Linked DNA regions of Homo sapiens: regions 1 and 3 are each linked to region 2. A link is an interaction called in ENCODE POLR2A ChIA-PET data of the cell type or tissue named here. Cell type or tissue: OCI-LY7. All regions are shown on one strand. Links, peaks and the distances in the headings refer to the core of each region. The heading gives the core; the rest is flanking DNA. Region 1 overlaps FBXW8 (F-box and WD repeat domain containing 8). Region 2 overlaps RNFT2 (ring finger protein, transmembrane 2). Region 3 overlaps FBXO21 (F-box protein 21).

Region 1 (6,221 bases), core at 603-5,602, 98 kb after region 2:
AATTAAAACCACAAAGTAATAAAAATAAGTAGCACTTTCATTTGTTTCTTGGGGTGTTTTTATTTTGAAACAGGGAGGAAATCCTTCTGTGGAATGTCCTGCTGCTTTATGATTTTATTTTAGAGGGGCTTGCTTTTTTTCTCTCTCTCCATCTCTCTTTTAATCTAGGTGCCTTGGGATTTTAGTGAAATTGGGCCAGTTATGTGGAATTGGCACCATGAACTAAATGTATGCCCTTGGAGAAAACCTGTTTGCTTAGATCTTTATGCCAAATTGGTAACTGACTAACAGTAAGAAACTCTGTTACTGGGAGGCCTTTGAGATTTAATTATCCCACAAACCATGCCGGAGACTGATTTTGCTTTGACTTTGCCTCCTTTCCATATCCCCTCCTCTTTTTTTTGCTTTTGAGGCTTTATGTTTTGAAAACTGAAGTCCTGCTACATTAGTTTGTGATCTGTGTGTACTTTTGATGCTGAGGTCTCCAGCTCCTTCCTTTCAATAGTTGTCCCTCGAGGGACTTAATCTCTCTGTGGGAGTGTTTCTTGCCGAAACATCTTGAAAACAGTGTAGCTTTTAGTAAGCAAAGTTACTTGTTGGACAGTTCATTGAACAGGTTTGTAATCTTGCTATTTATAATTTTATGTTCATCTTTTTTTGTGCCCACAGGATTCCTGGTATTTAAAGGAGACAATTTTTTAGTCGATAACAATGATACAGTTGTTGGTTTCAAAATTACAAATTGGTTTTTAGGAGAAAAGTAAGTCTGCCATTATATTACAGTGTGAATAATTCTGAGGAGTGATGGCTTTTAGGTATTTACCAATATTCATTTTTTAAACTTTAAAAATTATTATAAATTCATAGGAAGTTGCAAAAAATAGTACAGAGAGTTCCTGTGTACCCTTCCCCCAGTTTCCTCCATTGGTAATATCCCGCATAACTACAGAACAGTAGCAAACCAGGACCTGACATTGGCACAATTCACAAATCTTGTTGATGTCACTAGTTTTACATGCACTTATTTGTGAATCTATGGAACTTTACATGGATGTAGATTTGTGTGACCACCACCGCAGTCAACATGTAGAACATTCATCACGAGAATCTCTTGTGCTACTCTTTCACAGTCTTTGACGGCCACACTGGCCTCAAGTCCTTCCCCGACCCTTTCACCCCCAGCTCCATCTCTAACCCCTGGCAACCACTGATCTGTTCTCCAACTCCATAATTTTGTTTTCAGTTTTTTAATGTATATTTTAGTGCTTTGTATTTCCTAATATGTAATTTTAGGAATTTAGCTGCATAAGTAATGATGTCATGTTTATCAAGTAAAAGATAGAAAAACGTGCATAAACAAAGTAATAAAGAAAAAGAGGGAAGATGCAGAGGTTAAAAACTTGAAATTTATGATAATATTGGTGAGCAAGAAGTAGTTGACAGCAAAATAAATAAGTAATTCTAGAACCAAAGACCAGCATATTAGATTATGGTATTTCAAGTTTCAAGGAAAATGTGATTTTATGTCCATGTAGGAGAAACTAAAATCCAGGTGCTTATAGCTAAAGATCTATAATCTTAATGAAGTCTGTGTGAGTCAGGAATCCATAGCCAAGTGAGGCTGAATTGATTTTCCTGGCAAAAGTGATTCTGCAGACCTGTAGTTGCTGGCAGGGTTCCCTTAGTTCTTCACTTTCACCCTTGCCGCCAGACTTCTCTTATCAGGAAGTTCTGTGGAAGGTTCCTTGTATGCTCAAGACCCAAGTGCCCTCAGGAGTTCCTTTTAATTCATGTGATTGTTTTGGCTGCCTCCTTTAAGCACAAATTTAGGGAAAGGCAAAATCACTCTAAAAAACAGATTGGGAGCTAGATGAAACAAGAATGGCAAATGAACATTGAGCTAAGTGGTGGGTACTTTGGAGTTCTTTATATTGTTCACTTTACTCTTGTGTGTTTGAACTTTTCCACAATTAAAAAGTTTACTAGAAAAAAAAGCATAAAGCAAAATAATACATGTGAATAAGAAGGAGCCTACGGAGGGCAGCACATGCCAGGAGCTGAGCTGTGTCTATGACCTTTGAGAATTAAAAGCAATGCTAATTTTTAAAAAAAAGTTGGACTTACACTTTTATCTCATTTGGTTATTTATATAGAGCTGACTATGTATGTGCGAGGTACTGTTCTATATAGTGAAGACAGCTGAGAATAAAACATAAAAAACCAGCTTCTCAGAGAGCTTCCATTGTATATACAATAAAGACATGATTAAATAGAGTTATCAGATGGCAGTGAGTGCTATGGAGAAGAACAAGACAGTAGAGGTGATATGGGGGTTGCACTTTTGAGTGGCCAGGGAAGACTTTGCAGAGAAGGTGAGCTTTGAGCAAAGACCTGAAGGAGGGGTGAAGGACACTGTGCAGATCTCTGGCAGAGTGGAATAGCAAGGACGAAGGACTTGAGGCAGACACAGCTGAAGCTCATCTGAGGCAGGGTGCGCCTGTTGTGTTTGAAGAACAGCAGGAAGGTCCAAGTGGGTGGTTGTCGTACGCTGAATAATGGCCCTCCCAAATATGCTGACGTCCTAATCCCTGAATCCCACCAGTATGTTACCTTTCATGATAAAACGCCCTTTGCCGATGTGATTAGGTTAAGGATCTAGAGATGGGGTGATTATCTTGGATTATACAGGTGGGTCCAGTGCATTACAAGTCTTGTAAGAGGGAGGCAGGACGTCAGGGAGGAGAGAAGATGCTGTGTTGCTGGCCTTGAAGGTGGAGGAAGGGGCCACAAACCAAGGAATGTAGGTAGCTTGAAGCTGGAAAAGGTAAGAAAACTGTTTTCTTTCTGAAGCCTCCGGAAGGAATGCAGCCCTGCCCACACCTTGCTTTTACACTTCTGGTCTCCGGAACTATAAGCGAATAAATCTGTATTGTTTTAAGCAGCTAAGTTTGTAGTAGTTTGTTAGCGCAGCCATAGGAGACTGATACGGGGATGTGGTGAGCAGAAGGATAAGAGGAGGAGAGGACTCAGGATGTGATAAGCGTTTAATCCATTAAAAGAACTCGAAGTTTTGTGAATAAGATGGGAAGCCTTTGGAGTGCTTTGAGCAGAGGGGTGACAAGGGCTGCCCTACGTTTAAAAAGGGACCATTTGGGCTGCTGTGTGGAGAATCGGTTGTTGGGGGACAAGGACAGCAGCAAGGAGACCAGTTAGGAGGCCACTGAAGTAATCCAGAGAAGAGGATGTGGTGCTTGGGCCAGGATGGCACCAGCAGAAGTGGACAGAGTCAGGATTGTGGATGGGCTGGATGTGGGGACAGAAGGAAGAGAGTCAACAAGGGCTCCATGGTGTTTGCCTTGAGCAACTGGAGGAATGAGTTCACTGTTTACCGACAAGTAGCAGACCATGGAAGGAGCATGTGTGGGTATGGGGGAAGATCACTCATTGGTTGTGAGGTTGAGGATGAGCTCTTCGTTGAGCTCTGGGCTGAAGATGGAAATTTGGAAGCTGTCAGCCACATTGATGGTATTTAAGGCCAGGAGACAAATGAGAACATTAAGGAAGTGAATGTAAATAGAGGAGGGGTTCAGGGATGGAGCCCTGGTGCTCCACAAGGATTAGAGGCCGTGGACATGAGCAGGGCCAGGCAGAGGACCGGGAAGGAGTTCCCTGCCAGGCAGGAAGAAAACCCAGATGTGTCGTTCCTTGGGACCATGGGATAAATGTTTTCCAGGAGGAGAAAGTGATCAAAGGTGTTAAGCGCTGTTGTTCATCAAGTAAGAGGAGGACTGAGAAATGACCATTGGGTTTTGCAAGTTGGAGGTCACTGGTGACCTTGACCAGGGTCAGTGGTGTGTTGGGGGCAAAAGCTAGTGGCTCAGGAGCAAGTGGAGAGAGAGGAAACTGAGACAGTGAGTGCATAGAGAGCTGTCTCTATGTGGTGTGTCCTCCCACAGTAGACTTGATGTGTGAACCTGTGAAGGGAACAATGAGACTTCCCCTCTGTGAGCCTTACTGGTAACCCTAATCCAGGCAGAGCTAATAAAGCTCATTTTTGAGCCAACAGCTTTTTTTTTTTTAATGCTGCAATTCACAGTGGTGCTATAAAGCAAAATGCTGGAGACACTTTTATTAGCAAGTCCTTGCAGCTGAGGCTCACTCGGTGGGGCTTTACTGAGCAAGGCCATTCCAACTCTGGTGTATTAAAGAAAGACCATTAGGCCTTTGGAAAATTCAGGCTTGTAAACTTGCTAGATTTCATAAAACTTAAGGAATCAAAACAATTAACAAGATTTCCTCTTGGTGGGACCCTTTAACATTTGCTTGTGAAAGTTTAACTAGGTCTTTTTCTTGTTGATTTTTTTTCCTTCAGAATTAAAAGTCATTTTTAAAACCTGTCATTTTTGTTCTCCTTTAAAAGAAGAAAGAAAAGCACCCTCCTTTTATAGTTTGCTAAAGAAATTGTTGACACATTTCTGTTTTTAATACCTAATTGTGGATACAATCCTGATCCCTTTTTGGAAGCAATTCTCACCTCTGCCTTTTTTAAGTCTCTCAAAGAGATTTTTTATTTGTTATCCAGGACTTAAACTTTAGCTTGAATATTATTTTCTACGGAATAAGCACTGTGACCCGGGGTTAGTGATGTGAATGATGCACCACAACATCAATTTTTTGGTCTCAGTTTTTCATCCTGTAACCCTGTTGTACAAATTTCAGATTGTGTTATTTAAAATGATTTGGCATTTTCCTTGAAACTGTTAGAAAAAGCTGCTTTCAGCTTCCAACATCTTTAAGGTCCGACATATTTGAGACTTCCTGAAAGTCCCATTGAAAAGTTTCCATTTTAAAGTGGTTGAGATTTGCACAGTCCTCATGAAAACTCATACAGAATGTTTAGTTTGAGATTTTCTAGTTTGTAATCATTGAGCACTGCCTTTGGATTTTCCTAAAGTGGGGATGATTCAGAGGCTCCATCCAACAAAACGAAGCTTGTAGCTCATTTTTGAACACATAATTTAAAAGATTGCTTCCCCTATTTGGGGCCAGTCTTGTGATCTAACCTGGGTGTAACGGCAGGGACCCCAGCATTTCCCTATAGCTTCCTCAGCCATGGAGAAGTAGCCCCAGTCTGGGTGCATCCATGGGATCTCTGTCACATGCCAAAGGTTTTGGTTTCATAGGTTGGGTGGGAAGTAGATGAGAACTGTGGGCCTGAGTGCCCAGTACATGGTTAGTGCCCAAAACATATCTTAACTGATTGACCGGTAACCCAAATCAGTGTTCTCTAAAGTGACTTCTGCAGAGCACTGGGCTTTTGAGATACTCGTTGCAAAAAGAAGTCAGGAACCAAATGAGTTTAGGAAATGCAGCTTCTTATACAGGTTGAACTTCCCAAATCCAAAAATCCCAAATCCCAAATGCTCCAAAATTAGAAACTTTTTCAGTGCTCATTGGAGCATTTTGGATTTTGGATTTGGGGATTTGGGAGACTCAGTCAGAATAATGCAAACGTCTGAAATCCAAAATACTCCTGGTTTTAAGCATTTTGGATAAGGGATACTCAACGTGTATCCCCTTCTTAGAGATGTGCAGCACATGCCACTGCTATTCAAAGCGCAAGTTCTGCAGCGAGGAATTCTGCTTCGTTTTGTTTAAAGCAGTGTTTCCTAAGCTCATTTGAGCGTGGAATCCTTTTCTAAGGAACTTATTAACACCTGGAGGTGTTGTTCTACTGAATATGCTTTTGGTCCATGTAATTAAAGAATGGCTACATTTATATGATCTCTTGATTACTCTTGAGTCTTTTTTGTTCGGTAGTTACATTTCATGACTTTTACAAAATGTTATGGTTTCTACAAAAAAGGCATATGTATGCCCAGGATCAGAGTAAAGCTGCCCTGTGTTTCCTGAGCACGTTCTGCCTTTGAGAACCTGTAAAGGTCTTTATATGTTACCTTTATCTTACACCTTATTTAACCCTGAATTCCAGGGCTCGGTTAGGGGACATACTCTGCTCTGGGACTACTCAGGTTGTGGCCTGGCTCACTCACAGCTGACATTGGTCTATCCCTATCTGTGCTTCATGATTGCCCAGTGCTCAGACACTCTGGCACAGACAGATAGACAGACAGCATCTGGGTGTCATGGGTAGGCTCAGCTGTGGACCAGACATGCCAAAAATAAAACCATGGTGTTCTGTCTAGTCAAACTGGAGCTCC
Region 2 (6,221 bases), core at 740-5,739:
ATTGAACCCAGGCAGGCTGCCTCTAAAGCCATAAGCTCCCAACCACACTTCTACTGAATGTTTTCTATCTCTCTTACCTCAAAAATAGTATCCGTGTTAAATTGCACACCCTCAACTCCTCAAATTAGTATGTAGTGCTTTTCTTTTCATCATTAGTACAAATCAGAGGTTTTTTTACCCTCTAAAAATCCATACATCCTTCTCTTTCTCTTTGGTTCTCCATTTCTGGCTTTAGAGAATCCTGGGAGGATGCATGAGTTCTTCTCTTTCCTTCCTTCCAGCAGGACTGGCAAGGCAATCCATGTAGTATCAGCCATTGGGGCATACTGATTACTTGCTGGTTCTGATCAACACAGTGGCTGACTGGAGTGCTAGATGGAGAAGGGTTATCAGGGTGGGCTGGGCTCAGAGGAAGAGTGCTGTGATCGATTATCAATGCCTGCTGTGGGCTTGGGAAGGGAAATAGGCACTATGCATGCCATATATTTGCTATTCTGGCCTAGGTAGCAGGGGAAACTCTTGATATTAGGCAACAAGACAAAAGCCATGCAACACTGTTGGGAAGGAAGAAGTGCAAATGAGAAGAGGAGCCCTAAAAATGTTCTGAGTCAAAAATGGGTGGAGGGTCAGAGGATGGGGTGGGGTGATTGTGCAGGGGTCACGAGTGATCCTTGGGTACATTTCAGCCACCACCCTGCTCTCCTTTCAGTCCTTCGACATCTGTGGACGTGTGGGCGGAGTTAGGAAAGCCCTGAAGCTTCTCTGTACCTCTCAGGTGAGTTGGCTTCAGGTGGTCCCCACCAGGGTCCTGAGAATCAGGAACTGGAAACAGCAGCGACCCCTTCCTCAGCCCACAGATCTCACAGTGCTCCTGAGGGCGTAGTTCCCAAGGGCGCCCATAGCTGTATTTGCTTCTCCCCTCCCTCAAAGAACTATGGAGTCCGAGCCACCGGGCAGCAGTGCACAGAAGCTGGTGACATCTGCGCCATCTGTCAGGCCGAGTTCCGAGAGCCTCTGATTCTCCTGTGCCAGGTGAGCAGGGCTCAGGCGGGACCATTGGAGACCAAGGCTGGGGGAGAGTAGGACCCTTCCCCATGGGCAGTCCTCGGGTCTCTGGCATGGGTCTCTGGGGGGCAATCCGGTTAAGACCGGAGTCAGCCAGACCTGGGTTCCAATCTCACCTCTGCCTCTTAGTAGCTGGGTGGACTTGGGCACGTTATTTCACCTCTCTGAGGCTTGGTTTCCTTAGTAAGATGTAGAATGCCAAATTCCGTATGGTGTAACATCAAAATATCCTGCATGTGAATTTCAGCAGCATTCTTGACCCCCTGTGGGTCAGTCACTCTCTCTCTGAGCCTTGGTTTTTCTCATGTCTAAAATGGACATAATAGTGGCCAGGCACAGTGGCTCACACCTGTAATCCCAGCATTTTGGAAGGCCGAGGCAGGCAGATCACCTGAGGTCAGGAGTTCGAGACCAGCTGGGCCAACATGGTGAAACCCTGTCTCTACTAAAAAAAAAATACAAAAATTAGCCAGGCATGGTGGCACACACCTCTAGTCCCAGCTACTCTGGAAGCTGAGGCAGGAGAATTGCTTGAACGCGGGAGGCAGAGGTTGCAGTGAGCCGAGGTCATGCCACTGCACTCCAGCCTGGGCAACAGAGCAAGACTACATCTCAAAGAAAAAAAAAAGGACATAATAATAACAGCTACTTCATAGGGCTATTATTATGATTAAAGTAGATCATCCATGGAAAGAACTAAATTTCAATTATTCAACCATAGAAGTTGCTAGAATTATCATTGTCATCTGTATAATTATTATTACCATTTGTTTTTATTAGTCGTGGGTCACCAGCCCACAGTCGTAAGTGCTGGCCGGTTCCTTTTAAATCCCTAAATGCATCCCTCCTCCTCCTCCTGACATCAGGGACTAGGTGTCAATTCAGCAAATGTGTATTGGGGTCAAAGCATCCTATCTGACCCAGGAAGGAGAGGCAGAGGGCCCACAGATCCCGTCCCCTCCTCTGGAAGCTCACAGTCTCTGCCGGGAGACAGACACTTACATAAATAACTGTGAAGCAAGGCAGGCAGTGATAAGTGCCGTGTAAGAGAGATTCATGCAGTGTCTCGGGGGACTGAGGCAGAGAGCGATGAGTTCCAGGTTGGGAAGGGTTTTTGGAGGAGGCATAGCCTGGAGACTAAAAGGCATGGAAAGGCTTACGGGTAGGGGGATAGAAGGTGGGTTCCTTTTTAACATCGACAAGCATTTTTGTTGCTGTTGTTATTGCTGTTTGGAGATTTGGAAGGGGGAGGTTGTTTTTCATGTTCAATTGTATTTCTTTTTAAATGGATAATATATTTGCATGAATCAACATTCAAAAAGAAGACTAAAGAGACATGATGACTAAACACAGTCTGGGACCTGGGTTGGATCCCAGAACAGAGAAGGGACATTAGTAGAAAACAGGTTTGATGAAATCCAAATAGAGTCTGGAGTTGAGTTAATAGTAACATATCAACGTGGGTTTCTTAGCTTTGACAAATGTACCACGGTAATGCAAGATGATGACATTAGGGGAAACTGAAACCCAGTGAGGGGTGTACTGGGATTTTCTGTTCTATCTTTGCAACTTTTCTGTAAGCCTTAAATTATTCCAAAATAAAAAGTTTACTTTAAAAAAAATCTTTGAAAGATATAAAAAGGAGGCCTGTCACCATATGTATGTATATGTGTGTATATATTTATACACACACAAACATATTTTTTTAAAAAAAAACATAAGTTATAGTACATTCTACCTATGCTGTTTTCTGCACCTTCCTTTTTAACTTAAAACTCTATCTTAGAGATTGCTCCTTATCCTATTTTATAGCTGCATAATGTGCCATTTTATGAATAGACCAGTTTGTTTAACCATTCTTCTATTGATAGGCATTTAGTAGCTGATAATCTTTTGTTATTACAAATAAGGCTGTCATGAATGATCCAGAATGGGGAGATCAATTGCACCAACCTGGGCCCATCGTGTTGATTAAAGGTTAATTCAAGGGAAGCATTTAGAACTGCTCCTGGCACGTGGTCAGGGTTCAATAAATATTAGCTCTTATGGGCATGCATCCCATTTCACACACACATGAGCTCTTGGTAGGATAAATTTCTAGTGGAAGAATTACTGGGTCAGAAGGCACACAGTTTTGACAGTTATTGCTAAACTGCCCTCTGTAAAGAATGTATCCACTTAGGCTGTTAGTATGCAGTATGACACAGCCGCTTGCTTCTTCCCTCACCAACACACAGCGTTACCAAGCCTCTTTTGAGCTTTGCCAATCTGACAGGTGACAAACGGTATCTCAGTGCAGTTTTAATTTGCATTTCCCTAATTATGAGCGTGGTTGAGCATCTTTTCATATGCTTCAGAGCCATCTGTAGTTCCTTCTTGGTAGCAGGGACAATTTGAACATGATGTCAAGGTGAAAGTCTGACAAGCTCTCTAAGCCTCAGTCTGTTTGTCTCTCCTCCATTCTTCTCCTGATACCACTATGTGCAACTGGATTAGAAATTCTTGGGAGGAGTCAGACAAGACACCCATTGTCCCAGATCTAGGAGTAACAGCTGTACCCAGTGCTGGTTGAAGACTGTACATATGACCAGGCCAGGCACACATTTTAGTCTTGCTCTGTTGCTGTGAGCTAGGCCTGGAAAGGCAGAGATGATTCACATAGGTAAATGGGTCATGCTGATTCCTAAAAGCATTGAATGAATGAACAAATGAATGAATGACTTGGTTGCGATGTTGCTTCCTCCATAAAGTCTTTCCTGACTCTGCTTCTCCAGACTAGTCACGTCCCTGGCTATATGGTCTCATAGATGCCTGTGTTTTTCCTACTTAGCACTTATTCCAATTGTTAACTAGGTAGTTCATTTGGTAATTAGATGGGCAAGGTCTGTCTGCCTCCTGGTGAATCACAAGCAACATGAGAGCAGATACCATGTCTGTCTTGTTTAGCAGCAGAGCCACAGTACTGTCTCAGTAAATATTGGATGGATGGATGGATGGAGGGATGGATGGACAGAAGGAAGGATGGATGGGATGGTTGGATGGAATGTTTAGATTAATAGGATGGTTGGGTGGGTGGATGGATGGATGGATGGATGGGATGGGTGGGTGGGTGGATGGATGGATGGATGGATGGATGGATGGATGGATGAATGGAAGTGAATGATGGACAGGTGGAGAAGTTGGTGGGTGAGTGAACGGTAGGTGGACAGAGGTATAAGGGGGTGAGTGACTGTATGGATGGGCAAATGGATGGACAGATGAGTGGGTAAATAGGATGGATGGACAGATGGACGGATGGATGGAATGGTGTCCAAGTGGAGGAGTGGATGGGTGAGTGTAAAGGTGGGTAGATAGAGGTATAAGTGGGTGAGTGACAGTGTGGGTGAGCAAATGAATGGACAGATGGGTGGGTATATAGATGGGTGGGTGGGTGAATGGATAGGTGGAAGGAAGGAAGGAAGGGAGGGAGGGAGGGAGGGGCGGAGGGGCCCACTAGGCTAAAGCCACACCTTGTCTCCCCTTTAAGCTCAATATGTCACTCCCACTCCACCCACTACCCCCTGAGCTAGGGCTCAGGAAGCAGATTGTTAATTGAAGCTGGTTGGGCAGACACTGAGCATGTCCTGAGGTTAGAACACTCTGCTCAGGAGCACACTTGCCCAGTTAGGCACTCTGCAAGTATTTATGGTGTGCCCTCTGACAGGCTACAGGGAGCCAGGGAAAGGGCATTTTGAACACAAAGTGAGAAGCTTGGTTCATTTAAAGAAATCCTTTGCCAAAGAGAAGAGTAAGAGTGCATTTAGAGAATGAACTGTCCTCCAATTCTTGGTCACTATGAGTTTGGTTTTTTGCATGTTTTATGATATGAAGGCAAGAGGGCAAGAGAATGGTGACTCCTGTTGATTTCGTGCTTACAAGTTCTTCATACTTGACCTTATCTGTCCCCATCTTCACAGACACTTCGGGCGGGAAGTAGTTACCCTATTTAATAGAGACAAAGAATCAGGCTCAGAAAAACAAAGGGATGGACTTGCCTGAGGTCCCGTTGTTCCTCAGTCACAGAACCAGGATTCAAATCCAGAGCCTCTGATGCCATTGGCCATGCCCATTCCACAAGGCTTGGTCTCAGGCTTTGAGATGCCCCCAGGGCTGCATTACAAGATCAGAGCACTTTTTCCAGAAATTCCTGGGAATAGTCTCTGCTGTGTCCAGCCAGGCCTGTGCACGTTGCCTCCTCGGAATGAATGAATGGCTAAGCTGGAATCAGAGTTCTTGACACCTACCTCTGACTCCTCCATCCAGTCATCTATGCTTTGAGGGCTTATTGAGCACCAACAATATCCTAGGCACTAACTCTGTAACCCTGAGCAATGCATTTCATTGTGACCCTGACCCTCCATGTCATCTGTCACCCAAGATTGACAAGCTGCTGGGCAGCTTGTAGGACTTTTTTAAGAGTCATATGAGATGATGTATAGGGCTGTATATGGGTTTTGAAAATCATAGTGTATTATACCGATATTCAGTATTAGTGTTTAATTCTAAGTCTGGACTTGGCTGGCCTGGTTTGTGTGATTAAAGAGGATCTGAGGTTAGGGGTATGTGTCTGTGTGTGTGTGTGTGTGTGTCCTGTCTGGTAGTAGCCACATTTTCAGTAATGTCATTTTTCGTAATTAAATGCTTCAAACATCCTTTCCCAGATTCCCTATAATGAGTAAGGGTTTTCACTACAAAGTCAGATGCTTTTAGTATCAGTTATCAATTGCTGTATAACAAGTTACCCCAAAACTCAGCAGCTTAAAGCAACAAATGTTTATTATCTCACAGTTTTTACGGGTCAAGAATCCAGGCACAGGCCAGGCATGGTAGCTCATGCCTATAATCCCAACACTTTGGGAGGCCAAGGTGGGCAGATTGCTTGAGGCCAGAAGTTCAAGACCAGCCTAAGCAACATAGCGAGACCCCCATCTCTACAAAAAATACAAAAATTAGCCAAGTGTGGTGGTGCACGCCTGTGGTCCCAGCTACTCAGAATGCTGAGGTGAGAGGATTGCCTGAGCCCAAGAGGCGGAGGCTGCAGTGAGCCGAGATTGCACCACTACACCATAGCCTGGGTGACAGAGGGAGACCCTGTCTCAAAAAAATAAAATGACTGG
Region 3 (5,000 bases), core at 1-5,000, 310 kb after region 2:
GAGTCAGGGCTTATGCAAGAAACGTCACCCCCGGCCATGACAAAGGCAGGGGTCTTACCAAGGTCCCCCGCGAGTGGGATTTCATCCCTGCTAGAGACCAGCAACTTGTTTCATTCTTTCTTTTTCTCAAATGGGAGTTCTTATTGCAGCTGCCGTCCCTGCTTCACCTCTTAATGGGAATTGGGGGTGGGGGATCCCGGAGGCGCCACGCTGGGCTGATGGAGGGAACTTGCACGGCCCAGGGAAACTGGGCTGAGTAGGATGCAGGGACCGCGGAGGGCTCTGGGGGTGAGGCACACACAAGTCTGTGCCCACCAAACCTTTTCTCTTCCTTTCGGGCCCACAGGAAACCATTTGGCACCTCCTCTGGAACGAAGGTGTGGCCGGCCACTTGAGATCTGGCTGTTGAGGCAGAGGTAGTGCATGTGACCCACGCGGTGAGAGGTCTGCTCCCCGCTGCTGCAGCCATCTGCGGTGGAGACCGTGAGTGTACACAGACAGTGCCATCTGAAGGGAACTCCACTGCCTCTATGTGCTACTTAGGCAGGGGCGACTGAGCCGGAGACTGCAGAAATGTGTCCGTCCCCACGGACAGCCTGGCTTAGCTGTCCGTGGCTGTCTCCTGCGGTGGAGGAGCACACTGGAGTGGCCCGTGCAGTGGACCAGAGCTTCCACCCACACTGTGTTCTGTCTCCTTTCCTAGAACACAACTGGACGTTTCCCACCTCCGTGCAAAATGAGTGGACATAAGGGGTGCCACTTCCACACCTGGCTCATGGAAGCTCCCAGATGGTCTCAGCCCTCCATGCTCCCCGCTACTTCAGGCGGGATGGAGATGGACGGCTCAGGTTGCTCTGATGCCTGCCTGCATAAGGGCTGCCCTGCCAGCCCATTCCCCTGCCCAATATTATGGAAGCAAAAACGTTCTATGGTGTTTGAGCCATTGTTGCTTTTCGGGTCTATTTATTACAGAACTAGCAGAGCCCTAATACAGTCATTGCTACGTGGCCATAATACATGTATTCTATAATTGCGCCTAATTTTATTCACCGGAGGGACGTCCTTTACTTTCAAGATTCTAAATTTTTCAGAAATGCAACATTCAAGGTTAAAGTCGCTGCTAGACCAAGGCTAAACCGTGGCGAGGTAGTTGCTTGCGCCGCAGAGTGTGGGTGTGAACAGCTGGAGCTCAGTGGTTCCTGGAGACTCAGGGACCACCTGTATTCCACATCCGGCTTCCCACCCACGCACACGCAGTATGACCTGGGTTTCCCCTTTATACAGTGGAATGCTAAGTGCCTACACCCTAGCCGGGGTCAGCCAACTATGGCCTGTGGGCACCATCCCACCTGCAGCCTGTTTTTGAGCTAAGAATGTTGTTGACACTTTTAAAAACAGAGAACATGTGACAGTCTGTACGTGGCCTGCAAAGCCTAAAATCTTTACTATCTGCGTCTGCTTTATAGGATTGCTGGGAGGATTACAAAGACTTTATTAGGCCAGTGCCCGGCTCAAAGTTAGCATGCCACACAAAATAATACGTACAGTACAGCTATTCACGTCTCCAAAAAGCAATTGTCCCACATCCAAATTTTGCATTTTGTCCAGTTGATGTCTCTCCTTCCCTCCAAAAAAAAAAAAAAAAAAAAAAGACAAAATAAAAACACGAAGAGCTGCATCTTGATCATCATGGACAGATACTTTTCAGTTAAAAAGTTGCTGGTAGTCTGAGTTCACTTACTTGGAGTATGGACTAAGGAGGGGAAAGCAAAGAGATGCGACATCAGCAGCAGAAAGCCTGCGACACGGCAGCTCTGCTCAGTTTTCTCCGTGGGGAAAGATCGGAACACTTACAAATGAGAACGGGACTTTAAGTAGATAGTATGCAATGGAAAACTGAGCCGGCAACAGTACTTAATGCTGGTTTTCTCAATAAAATCATTTTGCTGTGTAAACGCGCTTATAATGGGGATCTGTTATGAGTCTCAGGCAGGCGACATGAAAGCCGGCCTTTCAAAATCTGATTAGGTGGATAATGTTTGCAAACATGACGCCTGGCAAAACCGGTCTGATTCTAAGGTAAACTCATTTTGGACATAACTGATGTCTCACTGAGACAGCTTTTCAAAGCATGTCTGCAAACACCGGACCCCCGGGGACGGTGCGTGCGTGTAGGGGAGGGAAATTCCAGGGTTTCATATATCAAGATGACACACCCGCTGCACACTTCTCTTAGAAAGTCACGACGCACAGTACTGTGCGTCACAGGTATTGAGAAACACCACCATAGAGTCAATTGACTTTGTTTAACCTATAACCTTTTTTCCTCCCACATAGTAGGTAGTAACATCACACGGAAACAGTGCTCTGAAGACATTCTGGACACATCGTATACAGCACAGCCATTCAAATCAACGGCAACAGAACGCACGAAGAACCTGGTTTTCTTTCAAAGCATGAGCAGTTCTCATTTTACAACATGTGTTTTAACATAATTCAGAAAGTGCAATCTTTGCATGACAACCAGATAATTCTCAAAGGTTACTAGTGAGCTGATAAAATTAACGTTTGGCAAGGAGGTCATGGTTTACAGGTAGGCTGTCCGCTCACCAATGCTCAGAAAAATTCAGCAGAACATACTTTTCATATTTAGATCCGAAGAGAGGTGAGAGACATTCTACTCAAGTCATGGCTGGGCTTTCTGTCCTCAAACGAAATTGGGCAGGCCATTTGCGTGGTTTCTCTGGATAAGTTCCATTTATTAATCATTGTACAAAAAAATCTTGGCATTCATTTGAAGAGAAAAGAAGTTGCTATATCCAAATATTTAACATTTTAACATTGTGAAAGTTCAACGTTTATAACAGGGCTTTTTAAAATGGAGAAAAGTTTTGGAAAATTTTTAAAAAGAAACTTATGATTTATTAGAGTACAGGATCCAAAACACGTTTTTAGAAAAATATAAAGTGCCCAAATACCAACTTACACAGGTGATACAGGCTTCCTGGAGCCCCATGAAGCATTCATGAAGAAAGACATTTAAAAACAGTCTAGATACATATGTACAGCTGGGTCAGTAAAGGTAAAACCATCTTTCTTGACTTTGATGTGTCTAAGAAAAAAGGAAATCAATCAAACCAGAAAACCAACAATTGCAACTCTCAGCATGCTCAGGTTCTTATTAATGCATCTCATTCATATTAATTAATTCCGTATTATCAAACTTTCCCCTTTAAATGAAAGTAGTGTACAATCCTCCCAACCTTGGCGGGCCAGGTGCTGTGAGTGGTTACGTTTCCAGATGCAGGTTCAAATCCTTTGACTTTGGATTTGACTGATGAGGAACATGGACAGTGGATTAAATAGCTCATTCAGGCTGGAGGAGCCAGGGGCCAAATCCCCATCTCTTTCTAGTAACTGCTTAAAGCCTTCCCTTGCTATGAAGTGGTCTCAGGTGGCTTTCCAAACCTTGGTCACCCCAGGGTTTCCAAAGGGTAAACAAGCAGCAGGCATTCAACATGGGTGAGAATACTGCATGCAGATGGACAGACAGGTGCAGAGACAGGCCCCTAACGCCCCATTCACTAGAGCAACTGCATTATTTTAAATGTTGAGAGCAAAGTAACTAGGTCCTAACTTCGGAAGTTAGCTTCTATCGATTAATGACAAGATTAGCTCGCTTGAGAACTGGCAGGCCGAGAGTTGGTGGAGCTCCAGAGCTGCACAAAGGCGTGCAGTTACTCTGGGCTCAGTTACTGAGAACTTCGGAAAGGAGCCAGTGCCGTCCGAACACACGGTCAGGCTTTCCCAGAAGACGCCACAACAGGCTTCGTCCTGCTGCCGTCAGGACCCTGGCGGCTTGGAAAAGCAGATTCCAACACGCACATCTCCTTTCACACAAGTCCAACACTCTTCAAATGAAAGACATTCTCTCTCTTTCTAACCTGCCACATTCAAACAGGCCTTGAAGTGACTCTAAGGAATAACAAGAGGTGTGAAACCACTTTTTTTCCCTTCAAAACCTTTTTTTTTTTTTTTAAGGTTCATTAATTTTTTTTTTTCCTGATTACAAAAGCAAAACCTCATTTTTTGGTCTTTGAAGACCATGGAGTATGACTTCTAAGAGCAAACATTAACATCAGATTTGTATGTCTCACTACAAAAAGAACCCATCACTGATGTAAGACCTACTCATGATACTGAAGTAGATTTTTTAAATTAAAAAATAAAAGTAGTCATTTAAAATGGAGGAATTGTAGATGAGTATGGAAAAATCCATTCACAAAGTTCACTATTTGCATTTTCTAAAAGAATTTTATGTAATAAAATAGAAAACTAATGATTTATAGAGATGTGCATAAACTCAAGAGAGGAATATGGAAGGGAAAACTGTGTTATATTCCCATTTAAATTTAAAAAAAAAAGATAAAACACTTGAAATCTGTGTTTCACATATTAGAAAAAAATAAATTCAAATGATTCTAATTACCATTAGCTTGTTAATGTCTCCATCTCTAAGATGCTGCCAAGATAGCACACAACTTTACCTCTGAATATGCAACTAACTTCAGGGTAAAAAGACACACAGTCCTCACTCGGGACCGAACACGTTCCACAGAGAAATCAGAAGGAAATTATTGCAAATGCATAACCCCATCTGTCCAGCCAAGGAAATGTTCTGAGACAAATGCAGACAGACAGGGGAATGGAGTGAATACAAAGAATGATTACAGGAGCGTCGACTGTGAGACCTCATGAAGACAGAATGTCACAAACTGTCACCACAGGACAAGCATACAAGCCATGCCACTGACACAGTGCCTTTCAGATTAATTCACTAGTGTAGGCGGAGAGCAACATTGTCTTTGCAGCTGGGGAAGAGCACACGGTATTTAAACTTAGTAGGAGGCAACCAGCACTACTGGTGGAGTGGCTTTCCTGGTGCAGCAGGTCCCGAGGGCTCCGTGGAGACGTCTTCTTCCGGAGTCCCGTTCTCTTGG

Evidence for each region. Peaks named below come from ENCODE experiments on the same cell type or tissue, not always from the same donor. Only the 100,000 strongest peaks of a DNase experiment are listed, where the experiment ranks them.
Region 1: POLR2A ChIA-PET joins it to region 2 with 5 read pairs; 3 of 35 experiments call an interaction of 5 or more read pairs at or near these places.
Region 3: POLR2A ChIA-PET joins it to region 2 with 6 read pairs; 4 of 35 experiments call an interaction of 5 or more read pairs at or near these places.

The regions. Positions count from the first base shown.
Region 1 is chr12:116,933,787-116,940,007 of GRCh38, forward strand. The region is part of intron 2 of FBXW8 (F-box and WD repeat domain containing 8); the gene reads left to right. Among named protein-coding and RNA genes, the nearest start is that of FBXW8, 26 kb to the left of the region's middle. In OCI-LY7, for the core only: no CTCF peak of the experiment used is centred there; no DNase peak of the experiment used is centred there.
Region 2 is chr12:116,835,251-116,841,471 of GRCh38, forward strand. It overlaps RNFT2 (ring finger protein, transmembrane 2), which reads left to right. Exons shown (of 11, transcript NM_001382266.1): 9 at 710-775; 10 at 931-1,032. Among named protein-coding and RNA genes, the nearest start is that of HRK, 43 kb to the right of the region's middle. RefSeq lists a silencer at 3,527-3,723. In OCI-LY7, for the core only: no CTCF peak of the experiment used is centred there; a DNase peak (open chromatin) is centred at 3,371; H3K27ac peaks cover 1,459 bases.
Region 3 is chr12:117,141,045-117,146,044 of GRCh38, forward strand. FBXO21 (F-box protein 21) reads right to left here. Exons shown (of 12, transcript NM_015002.3): 12 at 947-5,000. It overlaps TESC-AS1 (TESC antisense RNA 1), which reads left to right. Exons shown (of 3, transcript NR_120464.1): 3 at 347-445. Among named protein-coding and RNA genes, the nearest start is that of TESC-AS1, 44 kb to the left of the region's middle. RefSeq lists enhancers at 1,748-2,947, 2,348-2,427. In OCI-LY7, for the core only: no CTCF peak of the experiment used is centred there; no DNase peak of the experiment used is centred there.